2 separate regions of the Mus musculus genome follow, and region 1 is linked to region 2. The links are chromatin contacts, found by Hi-C in ENCODE. All regions are on one chromosome and are shown on one strand. Each heading gives the region's core, a stretch centred on a gene start or an enhancer-like site at or near the end of the contact. The rest is flanking DNA. Distances are from core to core; before and after follow the strand shown. Region 1 holds the start of Cdadc1 (cytidine and dCMP deaminase domain containing 1). Region 2 holds the start of Ift88 (intraflagellar transport 88).

Region 1 (4,449 bases), core at 1,130-3,629, 2.2 Mb after region 2:
TAGGGTATTTTCTTGATTAATGATTGACATGAGAGAGCCCAGTCCACTGCGGGCTGTGCCACCACTAGACATGTAGTCCTGATTTATATTAGAAAGGAGACGAGAAAAATTGAAAAATATTTTAAGTAAATTATCTAATGCAAAGAGAAGTCTCCTGGAAGCATATGTAGTATGATTTTTTTAATGCTTCTGGCTTATTGGATTATCTTCAGTAATAATAATAATAATGATAATGTTTGTACAAAATTATGAAAATGGACTAGTTCTGCTCTTCTCTATTGCTACCACTAGTTTTGCTTCTCTGCAGCAGCCATGATACCCAAACTAATAAAAATAATATACACATATGCTTTCCTGACAGTAGATGACAAACAGGTGATAATGGTAATCTATGCATTTTGTAAATTTGGTTTTCTGGTAGCTAAAACATACTTTCCATACAGATAACATTAAAACTGCTAACCAAGCTCTCAAGCTAGCACACACTGTTAGAATAACTTGGAGGGTGCCTTCATGGACCCCTACCTGGCATTGTGACTTCATGGCTATGGCCTTGGGAAATATGGGCATGAAGCACAGTTGGAAAGATTGTAACATGGTGAACAATAGCAGGGATGGGTCAGGTTATGAAAGTTGTGCGTCTCTAGGTCAAGCCTCTTTTCAAGTTGGCCGGCTTTCAGAAAACAAGGATTTCTTTTGATGCCTCTTGCAATTATTTCCATGTCCAGTTAGATTTTAATTTTTAAAGCCTTAAACTGATAACAGGTATGGGTCAGATTTCTAAACAAGATTTCAAATAAAATATTTAAAACAAAACCAACTTATTTCTCTTAAATAAACAAAACCTCCATGGTATCTGTCAGATGAAGGAGAGGATGCCAGAAACCAAGGGTGAGAAAAAAAACTTTTGCACTGAAAAGGGATTCAAGTTAAATGTATATAACAGAATTACGATGAGATAAAATATGGACAATAAAGCTAAAAGGATTTCCAAATTTTGTATTACTAGCAAACTGACTTTTACAATGCACATTTTTAAGGCGCTAAATGTCTCCAAAAGAAAAGCCTTAATACCTGGTAATCATGGCACACACTAGAAATAACTTTTCAGACTGGAAATATGAGCTAGTTCGCTGTGGTTACAGGCACAGCATACAAAAGCCATGACACCATTCCTAGGTTCTTGCTGCATTTGGCTGTTAGGACTACAGTTGGCCAATGAAACCAGACTTAGACTACTGCTTTTCCAAGGGTAAACACTCTCTATGGAAATAAGGTATACCTGAGATTTTTGCCCTTGGGCTTCCACTCCTGGGAAGAGCTCCATCCAGAGACTGAGCAGGGTGAAAAGGTTCACTTTAGAAAGCCTTGGTATTTGACCTACAAAAGAGAAGGCAAGCACTTCAGAATTTCACTAGTGAAGGCAGAGGAGCTAAGCTCAAAGCTACGAGTGAGCTGCAGATGGTCTGGCAGGCAGGAGAATAAAAGCTTCCTTAGCAAGAGTGGCCACAACCTCACTTTCAGTGACCTCGGGTGGCACTTTCCAAAGTTGGGTGCTTTTTTTTTCTCCAGCTCACCCCACAGGTAAAATAGTAAAACTGATACAAAGGCTCTGGAAATAATCAATCAATCAATAGGATAAGGGCTCCTCTCTGATGTAGCCGAGGAGCAAGGTCCCCACCCCTACCCCTCTGGAACCTGGCATTGCTAAAAGGGCAATGGTTGGAACATGATTGATCTTCAACCATAAGGCAAAACTTGAGGGAGGTATCACGGGTGGTGAATTTGCCAAAGCGCAATTTCAGGCTCTTCAGCTCCGGGATACTGACTCTAGGTGCAACCACCCACCAGTGCAGGACAGGACGCGACCTATGAAGCCTGGACAGCACAGTGTCCGGGACGCGCGCCTGGCAAGGAGACCAGGGACGGCGGGGCAGACAGGAGTCGCTGTGAGTCACAGGGCAGGCAGGGTGTCAGGGAGGTGCAGTATGTGTGTGTGTGGGGGGGGGGGGGGGAGTAGCAGGCTAGCAGGGCGGGAAGGAGACATAGAGCAGGGAGGGTGCTGGGCTGTGCGGAGACACAGGACAGGCAGGATGCGGAGCTGGAGGGAGACTCGGGCAAGCGTGCAGAGCGCCAGGAGAGGGGCAGGGCGGGAGAGAAGGCCACCGCACTCACCCGTCATGCTGCCCGTCTGCGTGCCGACTGACCTCTCGGCCCCGGAACCCTCCAAACTCTGCATCTGATCCGTTTCTTTCATCCCCAGCCCAAAGGCCTCGGCCCAGGACAGCTTGCCCGGTCAGGCATGATAGGTTCCTTGAAGCTCGCCTACGGCCACCTCTGCGGCCTGTCAACAACCGCTTGTTCTGCGCAGCAAGATGACGTCTCGGTATGCCCCCCCCATCGCTTCCGGCGCTTAATGTGACGTCAGAGTCCGGCGCACCGAGGTGGTGGTGGTGGTTATCTATCAGTTATGCTACTCTGTGTAGCAGGCTGTGTTCAGTGATTTTTGCAGAAAGAAGGACGCTTGAAGTTGTCTTGGTTCGGGACAGTAGGGGACCAGGGTGGAGGACTTAAACAGAGAGAGGCGAACATAGAACCGGAGTGGGCGAGGTGGGGGAAGCAGGGCCATCGGAACCCAGCCGTCAGATGTGGGCGGATCCCAGGGTATTTGGTTCTGCTTCATATCCAAACTCACACAAACTATGAGAAGAGAACTGGGAGGATCGAAGAGTTAAGTAGACAGCGGAACCTGAAAAATCTGAGTTGTCCGTCCCAATGAATTTGTAAATAGAGCGTACGTGTGCGCGCTTACCGTACAGAGGGTATCTTCCTCTATATGGCCCTCCAAATGTTTGTTTTGAGAATGGGTCTCTGCTTGGATCTGGAGCTCACTGGTTGGCTACACTGGAGCTTCATCCTCCTGTCTCAGACTTTACACACTTGTGACTACAGGCTGGTGCAGCTTTACTCAGACCTTTTTTTTTTTTTAATGTGGGTTTGAGGGATCCAGAAGGAACTCCTCAAGCTTATATCTAAAGCATGTACACAATGAACCATCTCCTCAGCCCCCAGTGAAAAATATAAAGTGTAAAATGAAGCCTGGAGAGGTCAGAAACATGGCCCAGCAGTTAAGAACACTTCCTACTCTTCCAGTGGGTCTGAGTTCAGTTCCCAACACCCACATCCAGAGTGGGTCACTACAACCCTTAACTCCAGAGATGGATATTTGAACAAAAATTGTAAAAATAGTTTTATTTTTATTTAAAATATAATATCATTACAAATCTCCCCCCTCCCCGAGGCCCTGATCATTTTTAAATTAATTCATGGTTTTTCTTTAACCACTATTGTTTATATACATGTATTATATATGTATATAATATATACACACATATATCTCTACATATATGTGCTTGTATGTATATGCTTTTAGGACTGATCACTTGGTACTGGATAACTAGTTGAGGGGACTTATTCTTGGGGAAGACTAATTTCTCCTCTGTTATTATTTACCCTTCATCTAGATATGGGACCCCTGGGAGATTTCACCCATGTTGGCAAGTTAGCTGGTGTTGGCATTGTTCGGGTCTTGTTTTGGCAGCCATGTTGTTGAAATTTTGTAGGTGGAGCTTTCCTGCAACAACTAGAAGACAATGTTCTGACAGCTTCCTGATCCTCTCTGGCTCTTACAGTCTTTTCATCCCCCTCCCCCCTTTCTGAGATGATCCTGAACGTTAGGTGTAGGGGTTGAGTTCTAGATCCAACCTTCAGGACTGGATATGCAAGGTCAGTTGTTCTCTACATTTTGAGAACTGCTGTTGCTACTACCTTCCTCCTCCTCTGCTCCATTCTCTCTCTCTCTCTCTCTCTCTCTCTCTCTCTCTCTCTCTCTCTCTCTCTCTCTCTCTCTCTCTGTGTGTGTGTGTGTGTGTGTGTGTGTGTGTGTGTGTGTGTGTTTGTCTTTTTAAGAAAGGGTCTCACTGTGAAGTCCTGGCTGGCCTAGAACACACAGCGTAGACTCCTGAGTCTTAGAATTAAAGGCATATGCTAGCATGCCCATCTTGATAGATAGATAGATGGATAGATAGATAGATGATAGATAGATAGATAGATAGATAGATAATGCTGAGGAGAGATAAGAGTTGCATTTACCTGGGAGTGTTAAGATAAATGTTTAGAAAGGAGTTAGGAATTATACTGGTATGATAGTTCCAGGAGTCTGCCTGGCATTGAATAGGTTGAAGTGGGTCACAGAGTTGTACATAGAGGTAGCTTAAAGACTGGTGGTCTCAGAGGAAGGTTTAAAGACTTACAGTCTCTGGACATCTACCTCTCTAACTATAATGAATGCTTGCTGGTAATTTCTTAAAAAGAAAATAAAACAAAACAACCCTAAACACTTTCTTGTTCACTCTGAGGGTTAAAGAAATGCTATCTTAGGTGATTAAT
Region 2 (4,503 bases), core at 466-2,965:
TGTCTTTTTTGCCGTTCTACATCCCCCTATTCCAAAAATACATCTTGCTCACTCACTCACAATCTTACAAACTATCTTTTCTTAGGAATTACTGAATCCCCAGTGTGTATCTCTAGATGGGCATCTTTTTCTGAGCTTTAATGATTATGATGATGCTGGAATCCAAATTAGGGCCTTGAACACGGCAAGCAAATGTTCTAACACTAAGTTACATTCCCAGCCCTCTCCTCTGAGCTTTATATTGTTATATACAATTGCTTACTCAGTATCTCTTCTTGCACATTCTTTAGGCATCTGACACCTGATGTGTTCTCCCTCAAACCTGTTTTTCCTTTAGTGTTCTTCATGTTCACACATGGAACTCTTTCACTCCATACCCACTTCATGGGACTCAGGCTTGTCTGCTACCCATCCCACTTTATATGTAACTAATTACATATGTTGACAGTTTATTTGATAATTAGTGTGGGAACAAATAAGAAAATATGTTGCCTGATGAACCTTTATTTTAACAAAAACATAATGTCTTCTTCTCAGACAAGGACTGGGTACCCTGAATGTACAGTCATTTAAAAAAAAAAAAAGTTCAGTGCTGGACAATGGTGGCACACACCTTTAATCCCAGCACCAAGGAGTTTGAGGCTAGGCTGGTGTACAGAGAGCTCCAGGACATCCAGGGCTACACAGAGAAACCCCGTCTCAAAAGACAAGCAAACAAACAAACAAAAAAAAAAAAAGAAAAAAGAAAAAAGAAAAAGAAAAAGATTGACTCTAGTATTTATCTTTCTTTTTTGAAGTGCAGTAACTTGTGATTCCAGTATTTTTTCTTTCTATATTGAAGTGCAGTAACTTAAAATATCCCCATGATGTTCACTAATTAACGTAACAACTACTTATTGACACACAGTTGCCAGATACTGTCAGTTACTGTACGATATACCCCACTTGCAAGGTAACCTTCTGAATGCTGATACAACACACCTGGATCAGAGATAAAGAGGTTTAGTCTTCAAAACACACCAAGTAGCCCGAACCTGACCAATCTAATAGTTTGTCCCCTACATCTGTCCCCACCCCCATCCGTGGGAGGCTAAGGTGGATGTTACATATTCAATGACTTTCTGACACAACTGAACAATAAAGGTTAGTAAACTTCAGTTTTTTTATAACGGGCTTCAAGTCAACATGCCCAACATTTGCTCCGGAAAGAAATATTATTTTGTCTTTAAGACAGGGTGTCCCCTGCTGGTCTTGTACTCCTGAGCGTCATCTCTACTCCCATTGCAGATGTGCGTCATCATAGCTGGCATTACATTACCTTTACTTTTTAATTTTCAGATTAAATTTATTTAGAGAGAACCCAGACAGGATTAATATGACAAATTTATGGGACGACGCGTACAATTCTACGCAATGTTCCACAGAAAACAGTCTTCCAAGGTTCCCAAGCCGCGTAGTGGCTCTGGGACACATTCTATTCATCCGGGCCATCTTGCTCTGGTCTCCAGCTTTGGGGATGGCTGCCTCGGGGTTCACTCGACCTTGGTTTCCTTCTTGTGATTACTCCTACACCTGTAGCATCTCCTGGACCACCATAAACATTGGGCCAGCCTCGAGAATCACTCCGCTGTTGGCGGACCACAGGTCCCAGCAGCCCTGCACTTCCGGTCACGAGCTTCCGGCCTCGCCCACGCGGCGCGGAGGCCTGTGGGAGCGGCTTCCTTGGAGTCGCGCCTGGCAACGGCTGGGCGTCCCGCTCTGGCCTGCCTAGGATCAGGCGTCGCTTCTTCCCTCGGCCCACTCGTGGTCAGCCCGCTCCTCCTCGGCGCGAGGTAGGAGAAGCGCCCGGCCCCTCGCGGCCACCCTCCCTGCTGCCCTCTCCCTGCCCCGTGCGTGAGCGGCGGCGGGGTCGCGAGGGCAGGCGGGCTGGCGGCGCCCAAGCCCGGCTCCTGGCGACTGCGCTTCCGTAGCCAACACTTGGATGGTGCTCCTCTCAGGGGGTGGACTTCCCGCTCCACCCGGCACGGCTACCCGGGCTAATGTCACACGGCTTGGCGATGCCATGGCAGCAGTGAAACTTTTAGAGTTTCACAGTAGGTTACAGCGAACATTTCTAATACTTGCATCCGGTGAAGCTTTGATTACCTAGTAATCGGGAGTAAAAGCAAAAGTACAGAAAAGAATGAATAAATCACAGTCTTATAAAGATAAAAACATATCTTCTGGGAATTGATTCTAGGACACCCAGTTTCCCTGGATACCAAAGTTCCCAGGTGCTCTTTCACATATATACGATGGTATATTTGTATTGTATATAAGCCATTTTCCCATTTTTGTTATCTTAGACTGTTTATTGCTCTATAATTAATTGTTATGCCTAATTGTTCAGGGAATAATGAAAAGCACGCTCGGGAGGCTGGGGGCGGGGGGGGGGGGGGGGAGCCTGTGCATGTTCAGTTCAGATAAAAAATTTCTCCCAAATGTTTTCAGTTTCTAGTTGGTTGAATCTAAGGATGCACAGACAAAAGATATCTGACTACTGTTTTCCCAAAAGCCTAAAATTCCACTTTTCCTTTTTATCTTCAACTCTGGTTGGTAACTTTGGAGAAACTACAATAGGCATTTTGAGTGTGAACTGTATCAAGGTAGAAGTATATAAAAAGGACTTTGCCATGTAAAATAGTTTCACTGGCAATATTGAAGTGACAGCATCCCAAATTATTTTTGAACCACCTTGGAGAATATAGAAATACTGAGTTGTATTATTTCTTAGCCATTCATAGTTGTTAGTAAAGGATAATTCATTTACTATTTCCTAGCCTTGCTTTCTACATCTTTAAAATTTTGTGTATTCCACTATTGGTCTGTCTCCCAGGTGTGTGTGTGTGTAAATCTGGTTAAAAGCCAGAAGAAAGGTCTAGTTCTAAAAGCTGATTGTTTCAATACCTTATGAATAAACGAAAGTGAGATCAGAAGAGTTTGTAAGGAGGGAGCTTTTGAGTATATGATTTGAAAGTGTGATCGATGGAGCAGCAGCTTCAGCATCCATCCCTTGGGAACCTATTGATCAACATTCTGGGGCTGTGGAGATGCTCAGTTGGCAAAGTGTTTGCTGCAGAAGCCTAAGGTCCTGAGTGATCCCTAGCGCCCACTTAACCTAATGTGGTGGCTGGGGGAGGCAGGAGGATTTGTGCTGCTCACTGGTTAGCTAGCTTGGCTGAATCTGGCCCCAGGTCCTCCTTCCCAGGGGGAGATCTTACCTCAAAAAACAAGGCAGGCAGTGCCTAAAGAGGATGACCTCTGTTTCCACATGCACACATTTACACCTGTACACACACACACAGAAGCTGTCATACCCACAACAAGGAATTCACATCCTGCCTGGGCAGAATAACTCATACCTGTTATCCCAGTGCTTGGGATGTGGGAGCAAGAGTTCAATGTCAGCCTTGTCTACATGTTGAGTTTAAAGCCAGCCAAGGCTACACAAGACCTTGTCTCAGAAACAAAACAACCCTCCCCTGCAAAGAAATCCCAATACATTTCCTCTCTGAGGGATCAAGGAATCTCCTTCACATAAGATTTTCTGAATCGGAAGCACTGGTGGCTGAGGGGCTGAAATGAAAAGCTGTAAGCTGCTGGCTTGTGCTCTGGTTTGAGCCACTGGTTTAGCAGAGAATGTCCCTCTTATCTGAGAGGGACATAGTCCAAGGCCCCTAGGGAAGTTTGAAACCTCATCAAACACAACCTTTTGTTTTGTTTTGTTTCGTTTTGTTTTGTTTTTTGAGACCGGGTTTCTCTGTATAGCCCTGGCTGTCCTGGAACTCACTTTGTAGACCAGGCTGGCCTCGAACTCAGAAATCCGCCTGCCTCTGCCTTCCAAGTGCTGGGATTAAAGACGTGTGCCACCACCCACCACACCCGGCTAAACACAACCTTTAGTACACTTTTTTTTTAATATACATACTTATGATAATATTTAAACTATACAAGGCACTGTAAGACATTAACAGTAAGAGTAAAAGAAAAGTACTTATAATACTATATTGAGATGCAAGTAATATAAATATGGTTTGTTGCTCTAACTTTTTATTTATTATTTATTTATTTATTTTCTGCTGTCCTGTTTTCCCAGTGCTTGGGATGTGATAAATTGAGTTGACACTTAAAGGAAATACTTTATGGCTTCCCTTTGACATGCTTGATTGCTAACATCTCTGTTCCTGTCCAGTGATTAGCAAGATAACAGTGATAACAAGATAACAAGATACCAGAGCAGTTAACCTGGTAACAGAGATAGCTGCTATTGACTTTTGGGCAGGTAGTCTATGCAGTGTGTATACGCTGGAAAAGGGAGTGGCTAACATCTCAAGAGGCATTGATTAGGATGGTGTGATATTTATCACTCTACTTAAAAAACAGGCAGCTGTTCCAGAAGCTAACACAGCGTTCCTGTTTGAACCAGACATTTCATGCCTAGGTATATACCCAGTAGAACTGAGT

Evidence for each region. Hi-C counts contacts between places; a loop is a spot of excess contacts on that map.
Region 1: a map of heart shows a loop between it and region 2 (5-fold over the local background). The contact joins the promoter of Cdadc1 here to the promoter of Ift88 in region 2. A Hi-C loop is called at or near these places in 2 of 37 maps with a recorded cell type or tissue (heart and regulatory T cell).

Annotation. Positions count from the first base shown.
Region 1 is chr14:59,595,580-59,600,028 of GRCm38, forward strand. It overlaps Cdadc1 (cytidine and dCMP deaminase domain containing 1), which reads right to left and starts at 2,380. Exons shown (of 10, transcript NM_027986.3): 1 at 2,176-2,380; 2 at 1,283-1,380. The coding sequence starts at 2,257.
Region 2 is chr14:57,422,356-57,426,858 of GRCm38, forward strand. Ift88 (intraflagellar transport 88) reads left to right here and starts at 1,716. Exons shown (of 26, transcript NM_009376.2): 1 at 1,716-1,832.